Linked DNA regions of Homo sapiens: region 1 is linked to region 2. Evidence: read pairs that join two places in POLR2A ChIA-PET (ENCODE). Cell type or tissue: CD4-positive, alpha-beta T cell. All regions are shown on one strand. Links, peaks and the distances in the headings refer to the core of each region. The heading gives the core; the rest is flanking DNA.

Region 1 (6,815 bases), core at 497-2,996, 120 kb after region 2:
TTTCTGTTTAAGGGGGAAATGGCTCTTAGAACTACACAGTACCAGGAAGTTAAGGGCTTATTCAGGATAGTTTCTCTAGATTCAGCATGCTGTGTTGTTGTTTGATCAGTCAGATTCAAGCAGAGTGGTTGAAGACGCCATGCATGGGAGGCACCTAAAGCCTCTGCGGTCGGTGTGCGGGGCGACCTCTGTGGTCGGTATACGGGGTGAGAGGGGCCGCAGGTGCTTCCATTTTCCATGTAGTGCGGCCGAGGTGACTGGGCGTCACCACTCCTGTGCGCCTAACCTTGGCCCCCCGTTGCAGTCTTAAGCTAAATGTTGTTCTTGAATGTCTTTTCGTTTTCTGTCCGTAAATACTCTTTGCTCATTGAGAATTATTACTACACATATGCAGTATTATTTTGGTAGTAAGAAACAGACTTCTACATTCTAAAGCTTGTATCTTTCCTCTTTTACTTCTGGGGAGTTCAGCTATCATTCGGATCCCATGATCCCAAGTATGAGCTGGCATTAAATGATGACCTCGGCTAGGCACAGTGGCTCACACCTCTAATCCCAGCACTTTGGGAGGCTGAGGCAGGAGGATCACTTGAGCCTGGGCAACGAAACAAGACCCTATGTCTACCCAAAGAAAAGTTAGACAGGTACGGTGGTGCTCACCTATAGTCCTAGCTACTCAGGAGGCAGAGCAAGACTCTGTCTCTAAAAAAATAATTTTTTAACTAAAAAAATAGAAATAAGTGACAGCCATATTTATTTCAGTTCCTTTTTTTCTTTCTTAAAATGAAGTAGAGATGGGGTCTCCCCATGTTGCCCAGGATGGTCTCAAACTCCTGGACTTAAGTGATCCTCCCATCTCAGCCTCCCAAAGTGCTGGGATTATAGGCATGAGCCACCGTGCCTGGCCAGCTTTGTAGTTCTTAATAGGTTTTTCAGCAGTTTTGTGCTGGTTTGGAGTTTGGAACTACAGAGAAAACCTGTAGGATTAACAGGAAAGCATTTTTTTCTTCCTTTTTTTTTTTGTGACAAGGTCTCACTCTGTCACCCAGGCTGGAGTGCAGTGGCGTGATCTCGGTTCACTGCAGCCTACACCTCCTGGGCTCAGGTGATCCACCCCCCTCAGCCTCCCAGGTAGCTGGGACTACAGGTGCGTGCCACCACACCCGGCTAATTTTTGTATTTTGAGTAGAGACAGGGTTTAGTCATGTTGCCCAGGCTGGTTTCGAGCTCTGGGACCTCAAGCAGTCTGCCTGCCTCGGCCTCCCAAAGTGCTGGCATTACAGGCATGAGCCACCATGCCCAGCCTTCTTTTTTATTTTAACCATCCCATTACGCAGAAGAAAGAGAAGACTGGAAAGCAGCAGTGCGATCATGGCTCACTGGAGCCTCGACCTCCTGGGCTCAGGTGATCCTTCCACCTTGGCTTCTCACAAAAAGCATTTACGCTCTTGTGGTGAGCAGTGCACTCCCGCTCGTGGCCGTGGTGTCCTCTGTCCCTGCAGTGAGGGCTCAGCAGCCGTGCCCATTGATCTACACCTGAGACTGTGCATCAGGGGAGACTGTCCAGGAGGCCCCAGGCAGAGTCACATCACCATCCTGATGCTGGGAGTGGGGCTGGCCCTCATAATTAGGTGGCTCATGGTCCAGGGATAAAGCTGCTTCCCAGAGCACCAGAGGCCGTTGGTGAGTCTGTTTCTTCAGTACCCACGCAAAGCGTGGAAGGAGTCCAAACACACATTCTGTGTCAGCCCACATTGCCAGAGATGGCTGGAAACGTTGATGCCTTTGATGGTGTCTCTTTTCAGCTGTCCTAAAATATGTGTCCAAAACTGTTGGCAGGGTGGCTTTTTTTCCATTCTATATAATACCAGGCTTGAGTGCACCACTCATGCTAGGTTTAACCCCTCGTGACAAGGGGTGGCCTCTGTGGGGGCAGCCAGCTCACCCTCTGCTTCTCACTGTCAGTTGGAAGTTCATCAGCACAGGAGCATCTGAAGGTCTGTCGTGTGTGATGCTACAGTTGCTCTTGTGGGCCGTCTTCCCATCTCTTAGGGAAACAGGGCTACGCCCATGCAAGTGGGCAGGTATCATCTTGCCTAGGTTAGTACTGTGGCTACCTGAGTTAACAGCTCTAGATATTGTCCCGAACATTTTCTTGGGAAATTTATTCCATTTTGGGTAATTCTCCCAGAGGCATCCTGCTGTTAAGGTTATTTAGTGGGTTCTGTAGAACCTTATTTTACCATGCAACTTGAAAATGTGCTGAATGTCTCTGCACGTGGGGTGCTGTGCTAGGCATGGCGAGGACATGAGGGTGACTTGGTCAGAGGTGTTGCTACCTCATGACTGTGGGCTCTGTGGGCATGGGAGGCATGTCATGCCTCACCTTCCGCCCACCAAGAACCTGGCACATGGCCTGGTGTGCTGCAGGAGCTTAGCTGGAATCTGGGTTGGTGGGATGCATGCATGCATGGAGGTAGTTGGGTGGACGGATGCTTAATTCTTCCTGTGCGGAACCATCTTCATCATCTAGGCCAGGAAGTTTCAGCTCGAGAGCTGTGTGTGTGTGTGTGTGTGTGTGTGTGTGTGTGTGTGTGTGTGTGTGTGTGCGCGCGCGCGCGCGCATGTGTATTTGCTGGGGGGTGCTGTGTAAGAGACAACTTTAGTGAGTGAGAACCACATCTACATAGTTTCCCTTCTATGTTTAGACTTCGTGAAGATGCATCAACTGTAAAATCTGCCTGGGATGCTCAAATTGCTCAACTATCTAAGGAGATGGTCTCCAGAGACCTTCAGATTCAGACGCTGCAGGAAGAAGAGGTGAAGCTCAAGGCACAGGTGGCCCGATCCCAGCAGGACATTGAAAGGTAACTGTCCCCAGGCAGATGTTTCCATTGAGGGTCTCCTATGGGCAGGTGCTGTTGTAGGTACTAAGGATTCAAAACTGAACAGATTGAGTCCCTGGCCTCACATTTTCTTGGGGGAGAAAGACAGTGAACAAGACAGATAGAATGTCTGGTCACGCAGGGGTGGTGTGGGAAGACATGCAGAAGGGGCCGCCTGCTGGAGGGAGCATGGCCAGAGGATGGTGTTTCTCAGTCTGTAATAAGAGCCATAAAGGTGCTCCTGCTTGATTCTGCACTAAGAATCTCCTCTTGCCAAGCGTGGTGGCTCACACCTATAATCCCAGCACTTAGGGAGGCAGAAGCAGGAGGATTGCTGGAACCCAGGAGTTGGAGACCAGCCTGGTTAACATAGTGAGACCCCATCTCTGCAAAAAGGAAAACAAAAACAAAGAATCTCCTCGTCTGTCTTGTCTGATTGTTCATGTCCTCATGTGTTTCTTATCCGTTGGGGCGAACACTTCCTTGAACAAAGATAGCATTCTATTTCCCATACACATTCAAGTCAACTTTATTACAGAATACATATGCTAAACTCATCCATTTTAACTCTACACTTGATGAATTTTGATGAATGTGTATGCTGTATGATATCATTTGGCTCTATGTCCCCCCCCAAATCTAATCTCAAATTGTAATCCCCATGTGTCAAGGGAGGACCCTGATGGGAGGTGATTGGCTCATGGGGGCGGTTTCCCCGATGCTGTGCTTATGATAGTAAGTGAGTTCTGATGGTTTAAAAGTGTTTGGTGGGCCGGGTGTGATGGCTCACGCCTGTCATCCCAGCACTTTGGGAGGCCAAGGCTGTCAGATCACTTGAGGTCAGGAGTTCGAGACCAGCCTGGCCAACATGGTAAAACCCCGTCTCTACTAAAAATACAAAAATTAGCCAGGCATGGTGGCTCACGCCTGTAGTCCCAGATACTCCAGAGGCTGAGGTGGGAGAATCACTTGAACCCAGGAGGCGGAGGTTTTGGTGAGCCCAGATCGTGCCACTGCATTCCAGCCTGGGCAGCAGAGTGAGATTCTGTCTCAAAAAAATGAATAAACAAATAAAAAATAAAATATAAATAAATGTTTGGTGGGCCGGGCGCGGTGGCTCACATCTATAATCCCAGCACTTTGGGAGGCCAAGGCTGGCAGATCACCTGAGGTCAGGAGTTTGAGACCAGCCTGGACAACATGGTAAAACCCCATCTCTACTAAAAATACAAAAATTATCCCGGTGTGGTGTCACACGCCTGTAATCCCAGCTACTCGGGGGGCTGAGGCAGGAGAATCACTTGAACCCAGGAGGCGGAGGCTGCAGTGAGCCGAGATGGTGCTACTGCACTTCAGCCTGGGCAACAGAGCGAGACTGGGTCTCAAAAAAAAAAAAAGGAAAAGTACCAATGCTGAAAGAAACATGTTGTAATAACGTTCTTAGCTCTTCCTTCCAGCATTCTTTTTTTTTTTTGTTAAATACTTCCATTGACTGAAATAAAACATCATGTATCTTCAAGAAAGCACATTTAGATTTACCTATTACTTGTGTATGTAGAAAACCCTCATAATATGAACTAATGCAGAAGAAAAAAAACATGCTGTGATAATGTTCTCAACTTTTTTTCTTTTTTTTTTGAGATGGAGTCTCACTCTGTCACCCAGGCTGGAGTGCAGTGGCGCAATCTCAGCTCACTACAACCTCCACCTCCTGGGTACAAGCAGTTCTCCTGTGTCAGCCTCTAGAGTAGCTGGGATTACAGGCATGCGCCACCACGCCTGGCTAATTTTTGTATTTTTAGTAGAGACAGGGTTTCACCATGTTGGCCAGGCTGGTCTTGAACTCCTGACTTCAGGTGATCCACCTGCCTTGGCCTCCCAAAGTGCTGGGATGACAGGCGTGAGCCACCCCGCCTGGCTTATGTTCTCAACTCTTGATTCCAATGTTCCTTCTTCGTTAAACTCTTCCATTCACTGAAAGAAAACAGCACATATTACAATATTTAGACTTTTTTATACATTTAATTTCTCTCCTCATTATGTGCACGGTTGCCTTTAAATCTCTGAACTTATTTGTAATAGCTGCTTAAATGTATTTATCTGCTAATTCCATCATATCTTTATTTCTGAGTCTGTTTCTATGGGCTGATTTTTCTACTGGAGAGAGCTACATTTTTTTCTACTTCCTTGCCCATCTGGTAAGTTTTCACTGGATGTCAGACATGGTGAATATGATGTTGGCGAGCATCTGGTTTTGGCTGTGCTGTTTTTTGTTTGGCTGCAGTTAAGTATTTACATGGCAGCTTGACCCATTTGAGACTTGTTTAAAATCAGTGCGAGGGCAGGTGGGGCAGGTCTAGAGAAGCCTTTTCACCAGGGCTGACTCAGCACTATGACTCCCAGACCCCACTGCGTGCCCTGGAGCGAGAGCTCCAAGGATGCTCCGCCGGCCGCCCTGACGAGCTCTGGGAATCAGCGCACGTGGAGCCCCGTGCTGGCTGCTTCGTTCCCACGAGTTGCTCTTGGCCCAGCCGGTGTTGGCTTCTCCTGTGTATTTGCATGTGGCTGTCAGCCACAGCTTCTAGGGGATCCCTGCACAGATCCCAGGTTCCCCTCCTCTCTGCCCCTCTGCCTCATAAAGCCCATTTCAGCCACTTCAGCTTCTCCAAACTCCAACCTTCATCTCCTCGTCACAGCAAGACCACCGTGCTCTGCGTGGTTTGCCGTCCCTGCGGGGATCCGGAATGGCCTGTGGAGAGAAGCCGGGCGGCGAGTGGGCCCATCTCGCGAGGACCTTCTCTGAGGGGCCTCAGCCCCGCACCGCTCGTGTGTTCATCGTTCGCTCTGTGAAAGCCGTGCCCCATTTACTGCCCAGTGTCCCAGTTGTTTAAAGTGGGAAGATAGGCATGGTGACAGCTGCTGTGTTGTGTTAAAGATTTATTTATTTTTGCAGTTACAGGGATTTAAAAATGTATCTGTGGGGCTGGGCCCAGTGGCTCACGCCTGTAATCCCAGCACTTTGGGAGGCCGAGGCGGGCGGATCACGAGGTCAGGAGATCGAGACGATCCTGGCTAACACGGTGAAACCCCGTCTCTACTAAAAATACAAAAAATTAGCTAGGCGTGGTGGTATGCACCTGTAGTCCCAGCTACTCAAGAGGCTGAGGCAGGAGGACCACTTGAGCCCAGGAGGTGGAGGCTGTACTAAGCCAACATCACGCCACTGCACTCCAGCCTGGGTGACAGAGCAAGACTCTGTATCCAAAAAAAACCTAAAAATAATTAAACAAAACAAGAACACATTGTGTATAAATTACCACAAACTTAGCAGCTTAGCTGCTTTAAACACCCATTTATTATCTCAGGTTCTGGGGCCAGGGCCTGGGCAGGGCTCAGCCATTCCCGGCTCAGGGTCTCTCCAGGCTGGAATCAATGATGGCCAGGCCTGCCTCTCCTTGGAGGCCCAGGGTCCCTTCCAGACTCACCCAGCTGTTGGCAGAATTCAGTCCCTCCAGCTGTGGGGCCAAGGCCTCCATTCCCTCACTGTCTGACAGCCAGGGTCACTCTGCACCCTAGCGGCGTCCTCAGTCCTGGCCACGCAGCCCCTCCAGGGACCCTCTCACAACACGGTGGCTCAATTGCTATCATTCGAACTCCCTGAAGTTTACCGGTGCAATGAGGCCAGCAGGAGAGTCTCCCTCCAGTCTCACGCAGAGCCATGCCACCATCTCTGTGTCGCTGCCTGGGACAGGAGGGACCTCTCCCCCGTCACAGGATCACCCACAGCCTGGAATTCTGCCCCCAGTGTGTGGCCCCATGGCCTTCTGTCCCAGAGTTGCTGGTGTAAAGCCTAGTCCTAGTCCAATTCTTGTTCTTTTTTCCTTGTAGACTCTTCTTTCGTCCTTCATACTATAACGTTTCCCCTTACTG
Region 2 (6,815 bases), core at 2,150-4,649:
AAAAGTCATCAATCTTATGTTCTGACAAAATGGAACAATAGAATAAGATATAACCAGTATGAACACAGGTGAAACTAAAAATAAAGACAAAACATGCAAACCAGGAATGATATAGCCACAGAGAAAACCAGATACATCACCCATTTAAGCCCAAGCTTTTAATGTGCTCCTTCAGATCTAAGTCATGAATTAGTTAACATGGACCTCTACGCTTGTGAAACAGAAAACAGACACTAGCATCAGTGTACATGAAACCTTGTTTAAATGCTCATTTACTGTCATCAGGAACTAAGCAAGAAAATGAGAACGAGGCCGGGCGCGGTGGCTCACGCCTGTCATCTCAGCACTTTGGGAGGCCGGGGTGAGTGGATCACTTGAGCCCAGGAGCTCCAGACCAGCCTGGGCAACATGGCGAAACCCAGTCTCTACAAAAAATACAAAAATTAACTGGGCGTGGTGACGAGTGCCTGTAATCCCAGCTACTCGGGAGGCTGAGGCAGGGGGATATCTTGAGCCCAGGGTTTGAAGTTGCAGTGAGCCGAGATTGTGCCACTGCACTCCAGCCTGGGTGACAGAGCAAGGCCCTGTCTCAAAAAAAAAAAGAAGAAAAAGAGAATAAAAATTCTTAATTCCTCCACACCCAAAGATAACCATACTTGACCACACAGACAGGCAGGAAGCTGCCTCTGGGGGCTCACACACGGTGTGGTAACGGAAGCCCGCATGCAGGGCAGCGCAGAGGGTCGGGGGGAGCAGTCACTCAGCAGAGTGGATCACTTGTATTTTTGCTGCTTCGTCTTGCTGCCTGCTCTCTGGCCGCCTCTTCAGGTGGCCACAGTGTCGTGACATCATTTGTTTCCCTCCAGAGGCTCTGAGGGAGAACGGGCTCCAGGCCTCTCCCAGCTCCTGGGGCTGCCGGCGGCCCTGGCGTTCCCGGCTTGTGCCTGCGCCGCTCCAGTCTCTGCCTCCATCGTCACGTGGCCTTCTCCCAGGCCTGTGGTTTCTCTCTTCACATCAGGACACCAGCCGCGTGGGATTCAGGGCCATCCAGTAACCTCAACTGGATGACATCTGCCAAGACCCTGTCTCCAAATAAGGCCCTGTTCAGAGGTTCCAGGCGGACACGGATTTCAGGGGACACCATTCAATCCAGGGCAACATCCCTCTCTCAGACAGCTGGAAACAACATCCTCAGTCTCGGAGCAACTGCACAGCCATCAACATACCCCACTAAGCTAAGCCCAGCTAAACACCCCAGCTCAGTGTCCCTCAGCTGGGCCCCAGAACTGCTCCGGGCACCTGATGCCAGAGGAGACGGCAGTCTGGACCAACTGCTGTCAAAACAGCTTGAGCAAATTGTATACAACCCCAGCCGGGTGAGGACATTGCCAGGCCCCCTCCAGGGCCTTAAGAGGGCTGAGGTCTGTGGTCAGGTGCTTCAGGGTGAACAGGCCTCAGCGAGGTCCAGCCAGACAGGCTGCCTCGCGGAGCCGGTGGTGTGTGCGCAGCATCAAAGGCCCTGAAGGTGGGGTTGTTAGTTCTGTGTTGCAGGAGGGAGGGCGCCAGCACGGATCCCATGTCAGAGATCCCATCTGCCGCAGCTTCTCCAAGGGTCGACCGGGAACTCAGGGGCAGGACTGAGACCACCCCCGAGCCCCATGGCAGGAATTTCCAGCCCCCAGCCTTCCACATGTCCCGTTTTCCCTAGAGCCAGTGCTGGGCCTCCCCAGGCACGAGGATGCCCAGTTGAGTGGCAATGGGAGCTCCGGGCCTGAGTAACATCCTCAAAACCAAATGCCAGGTTAGGAGCAAAGCTGGAGCCAGGAGTAGGTTCTTGTTCCTCAGAATAAGTGACTTTTACACTCAGTCAACTTTTTCTTTTTCTTTTTCTTTTCTTTTTTTTTTTTTTTTGAGACAGGGTCTCTTTCTGTTGCCTGGGCTGGAGCGCAGTGGCGCGATCACAGCTCACTGCAGCCTCCACCTCCTGGGCTCAAGTGATCCTCCTGCCTCAGCCAATGCTGTTGGGAAAATGGCCTCAGAAGACAGGACAGGGAATCACTGTGGCCTGGGCAGCTGGAGTGGGGCCCGGGAGCTGGCGTTGGACATGGGGAAGAGAGGAAGGGAGGAGGGAGAGGGAAGGAGATAAGGGGGCAAGGAGCGGAGGGGTGGGGAGCAGGGGGAGGGGAGGGGATGGATGGGGCCGGGCCACCTCCAGGCTCGCAGAGTCAGCAGGGAGAACATGAGTCGGCTCCCACCAGGGTGGGTCGGCCAGAACCCAGCAGCCTGGAGGCGGGGAGCCTGGGGCTCTTGGTGCTCAGAGGCCAGAGGGCCTCAGAGGGCAGCTGGAAGAAGGGCGGGAGCCTTGTAGAGGGGCCCTAGCCTCCCCGTGACAGGGCCAGGTCGCATCTGCTCCTCTCTCCTCCCTTCCTCGCCTCCCCTCCACTCCCCTCCCCTTCTCTCGCCCGACAAGCCCCTCTCCCCCAGGGCTCCTTCTCCTTCCCACCCCCAGCCCCAGGGGCCCCCTCAGCCCCTCCACTTGCTGGAGTGGTGAAGGACAGTGGGGTGGGCTGACTGATGGGCGGCCGCCGGGCCGGGAGCTGCTGTCCCGCTGAGACTCTCAAGCTGCCCTGCATCCGGTGGGCAGCCTCCGGGACCCTCGAGCCTCCCGGTCTCCAGGCTGTGGCAGGTGGCTGGCCTGCTTGGAGACACCCCTGGGCCTGGGGCTCCTCAGGTGCCCCCCGAGCACATCCGCCTCTCCCTCAGGTTCAAGCCATCAGCTTCACCCCATTGTTTAATGCATTTAATCTTCTTGGGCTCACAGGGAGCCAGGGAGACCCAGCCTCTCCTTGAATAAAACCAAGCCTGAGCCAGGAGGAGGTGGCCCCGGTCAGGACAGCGAGGTCTGAAGGGCACTCGCCTGCCCCAGGTAACAATGATGGAGAAGGAGAGGTCCCCTCCGGAGAGACCTCAACCTCCCCTGCCCCACAGAAGTGGGGAGTCGCCACCAGGGCCTGTGGCCACAGCTGGATGAGCTCTTCAGAAGCTGTGCAGGGTGGAGGAGGGGCTCAGTGCGGTGCAAAGACCCACAGGACGCGGTGCCCCCCGACACAGGGACACAGGCACCAGAGGCCAGGGCCACCGCAAATGGCCAGGGCCGTTCCCACGCTCAGCCTGCCTACCCCAGGTGCTCCACACCGTGAGACCACACAGTGGGTACCCCTCCCCTAGCTTCTGGGGCAACAGCCTGCGCCGTCCTGTGCACGAACTCTTGGTGCTTCCTGAGTTGAAGATCAAAGTCCGCCCTAGACCACGGAGGAAGATGCCAGAAACCGGGGGAGGGTGAGGACGCTGTGGGTGCTGGCCACACAGCTGCCCCTTTCCTTCCTTACCCACAGACTGGGGGCTGCTGTGGGATTTGGGAAATGGCTCCCAGAGGCTGGAGCAGAAGGCCTGGCTCCAAGGCTGGAGTGCCTGGCCATCCGTGGCCATGGAGGGAAAGCCGCGGTGTAGAGGTGCGGAGCCGGCCAGACCCACGCCCCCAGCTGCTCAGCAAGCTCAAGCTGAGACTCGGGCCGGGGCTGACCGCTGGGGGCTGAGCTCCCTGATTCTCACAGTGGTCGCGGAGGCGGCATCCTGCCTCTGTCTCTCTTCTGCCACAGAATTCACCCCCGGAGCAGGGCTCCAAACCACCGCCCACCCCTGGCCTGGGGCCTCCAGCAGGCGCCCTAGCTACCTGGGACTCCTCCATCCATGACAGGACTGCCTGTCCTAATAAGACCCCTGCCTGGGTTTCTACCCCAGCAGCCCCTGACGGCCTCTGTCATGAAGGATGGAACTTCCCAGCCCTGCTAAAGGCTCAGCACCCGAAAGACCGCCTTCAGCTTTGGGCCCAGCCGCTCCCAGCCCCATAATGCAGGCCGGGAGAGGGTCACCCAGACGGAGGACGCCCCGCCTGCCTCAGGCCTCCTGGGTCCGTACGCTGGTGGTGACTTGGAAGAGGGCTTCTCTGGGGAGGGGCCCCAAGCCCCATGGAAGTGGTTTTGCTCAGGTCGGGGGCTGCATCCCCTCACCCTCCCCAGTCTCCCTCCCAGGAGCAGCAGCTGGCAGCCAGGTCCCGGGGCGGCACCAGGAGATGGTCACTGCCGATCCTGCCTGGCTGAGACCCCGGGCTCTGGGACCAGGCTGCCCCGCTCCCTGCATCCGCCCTCACCCCGAGCTTCAGAAACCTCAGTACAAGGGGGTGATCTGCAAAGGGACCTGGGCTTTTCCAACTCCCTCTCCTTGTGGCGGGTCCTAATTTCACGTTTTCTGGTCTTCAAAGTCCCAGCCTGGGAAGCCGAAGAGACCCACTTCTCTTTAAGGCCTTGGGCCTGGCCACTCGGCCGCCGGCCTCCCCAAGCACACCTCACACTCGGAGAAAGGGCCGAGCAGCCTGTGTGGGCGGGTAAACCGCGTTCCCACCAGCGCAGACACCACTTCCTACCTGCAGCGGAGGCCCAGTGCCAGCTGCTGCTTAGCTTCCCAGCGAGCCAGCCCCACCCAACCCCTCCTTGAAGACAAGAGGGGTCCAGGAAGAGCAGTGAGGGGGGGCCCAGAAACTGGGGTCCCTGTGGGGGAGACAGAGGACTGCAAAGGGAGTACAGGGCGTGTGGGGTAGCCCCCTTCTCACCCAGATGTGAGAGGATACAGGCCCTCCCTGGCACTCCCAGGAGAGACCGCCTTGACCCTCAGAGTCCTCTACCGTTCCTCCCACACCCTCAGCGGGGCAGGACCGAAACCTCAGATCCCCCAGGCGCCTGCCTTTCCCACACCTGGGGGTGGTGGCTGGGGACCGGGCTAGTCTGCACAGGCCCCCTGCTGCTCTCCCAGCTCCGTGGGCCCCAACCTCCCTGCTGAGGGCTGTCACTTGCCGGGCTAGGGGACCATGGGCCAGAGAGCAGGGGTCCACCCCAGAAGCCCCTGCACTCCTGCCATCTCCGGGACCAGCTCTGGGGCCCCAGCAAGGACATGCACCCCCTGGTCCTGGTCACCAAACTCCATGCGGGGGGCCTTGAGACAGCACAGTGGGGGGCCTTAAGACGGACGAAGTGGCCAGTCACATTGTCCCCATAGCTGCCAGGAAGGACATTGTGTGCACCCCAGGGCTGGCTTTCAAGCACGCTGGGACCCCTGCCTGGGCCCTCTCTCCACACCAACCCAGGGCTCCAAGGCCCCTGCCCCTTTCCCACCATCATGAGCCACCCCTGCCCCTGCCCTCAACACCCTGATGAGAAAGCCCGCGTCACCTTCTCCCTCCTCCCAGGGAGAGCCCTCAGCTCAGCCTGCGCTGCTGTGCCCTCCGGCCCTGCTCCCTGGTGTCTGGGCTGAACCCGACTGCCCACCCAGCCATCCAGGGCACTGTGGCCTGGGGTCCCCAGGGATGCACTTCAGTGGTCCCCCTCCTGCCCAGCTCACCCCTCCTGGCCCTTTCCCCACCTCGGCCCATCAGCCTGGCACCTCAGTGCCACCCGGACCTCCCCCATCAGCCTGGCACCTCAGTGCCACCCGGACCTCCTTTCTGGGTACATCTGGGTTTGTGGGGCCTGAGGCTTCTCCACGTCCGGGGGCAAGAGAGAGTCCCAGGGGGCAGCTTTCTTCACACACGCCCTGCACACCTCCCCCGAGGCCCATCTGGAACCCCTCCTCTCTGCTGAAATCTTCTGGGCCAGCCCCGGCCTGCCCTGACCCGGGTTGGGCCTGCCTCTGAGGCCTCTACTGCCCGCAGGCGGCTCCAGCATGTGGCCTCCCAGCTCGGTGGGCCATGGCATCCTGCAGGAGAAATGCCAGCTGCGCCGGGCTGGCCCCAGCCGAGAAGGACTGCCTGCCCTCTGGTGGCGGGACGGGGCGTGGGTGGGAGACCGCCTGCCAGCGCTTCCTGGCCTGGAAGGGAGTTGGGCTAACAGGTGGGGAAACTGAGGCCCAGAGGTAGCAGAGACTTTTGACAAGAGATGGAGCCCCCCTCCCCGCCAGGGCACCTCAAGGTGAATTCCCAGTCGGCTGGGCAGTCATGGACCAATGGGAAGGTCCCCCCAGGGCTGTCGCCCTCTCACAGAGAAATGTACATCCCACACGTTCTGCATGCTTTGGGGAGAGTCCAGGGTTAGGAAGCCCAGAGTATGGGATTTGTTTTTTTTTTGAGATGGAGTCTCGCTCTGTCGCCAGGCTGGACTGCAATGGCATGATCTCAGCTCACTGAAACCTCTGACTCCCTGGTTCAAGCGAGTCTCCTGCCTCAGCCTTCCGAGTAGCTGGGATTACAGGCACGCGCCACCACACCCAGCTACATTTTGTATTTTTAGTAGAGACAGGGTTTCACCACGTCGGCCAGGATGGTCTTGATCTGACCTCGTGGTCCGCCTGCCTCGGCCTCCCAAAGTGGGATTACAGGTGTGAGCCACCGTACCCGGCCCAGAGTATGGGACTTTAAGAGCCAGCCTGAGAGCTGGGGTTTGTTGGGAGCAGCAGGGCTCACACCCCAAAGTCAGCGGTGTGTGGAACTTCAGGGGACAGTGGGCAAGCAGCCCATCTTCTCAGCACACAGAGAGGTCCCGAAGCCAGTAAGGAAGAGAAGAATGCACGGTCCGGTCTCAAACAAGATAACAGCTTAGATACATGTGAAAATGCCCAACTGCACTCACTGTTACAGAAATGCAAAGTGCAATTTGCACCCATGAAATTGTAAGCTTCAAAAATCCGTAGTCCAGTATTGGCGACAGCTTGGGAACACAGACGGTCTCCTGCACCAGGTTTTGTTCACAGAATAGAAGAGGAATGCA

What was found. ChIA-PET counts read pairs that join two places held together with the same protein. Peaks named below come from ENCODE experiments on the same cell type or tissue, not always from the same donor. Only the 100,000 strongest peaks of a DNase experiment are listed, where the experiment ranks them.
Region 1: POLR2A ChIA-PET joins it to region 2 with 5 read pairs; 2 of 35 experiments call an interaction of 5 or more read pairs at or near these places.

What each region holds. Positions count from the first base shown.
Region 1 is chr17:82,179,826-82,186,640 of GRCh38, reverse strand. CCDC57 (coiled-coil domain containing 57) reads left to right here. Exons shown (of 19, transcript NM_001394669.1): 8 at 2,709-2,867. Among named protein-coding and RNA genes, the nearest start is that of CCDC57, 30 kb to the left of the region's middle. RefSeq lists enhancers at 5,026-5,992, 5,993-6,815. In CD4-positive, alpha-beta T cell, for the core only: no CTCF peak of the experiment used is centred there; no DNase peak of the experiment used is centred there.
Region 2 is chr17:82,300,023-82,306,837 of GRCh38, reverse strand. No RefSeq gene overlaps it. Among named protein-coding and RNA genes, the nearest start is that of LINC01970, 11 kb to the right of the region's middle. RefSeq lists enhancers at 2,953-3,453, 4,541-4,660, 4,841-4,890, 5,621-5,680, 5,691-5,740 and 2 more. In CD4-positive, alpha-beta T cell, for the core only: no CTCF peak of the experiment used is centred there; DNase peaks (open chromatin) are centred at 3,257, 3,967 and 4,477; H3K4me3 peaks cover 1,872 bases; H3K27ac peaks cover 1,398 bases.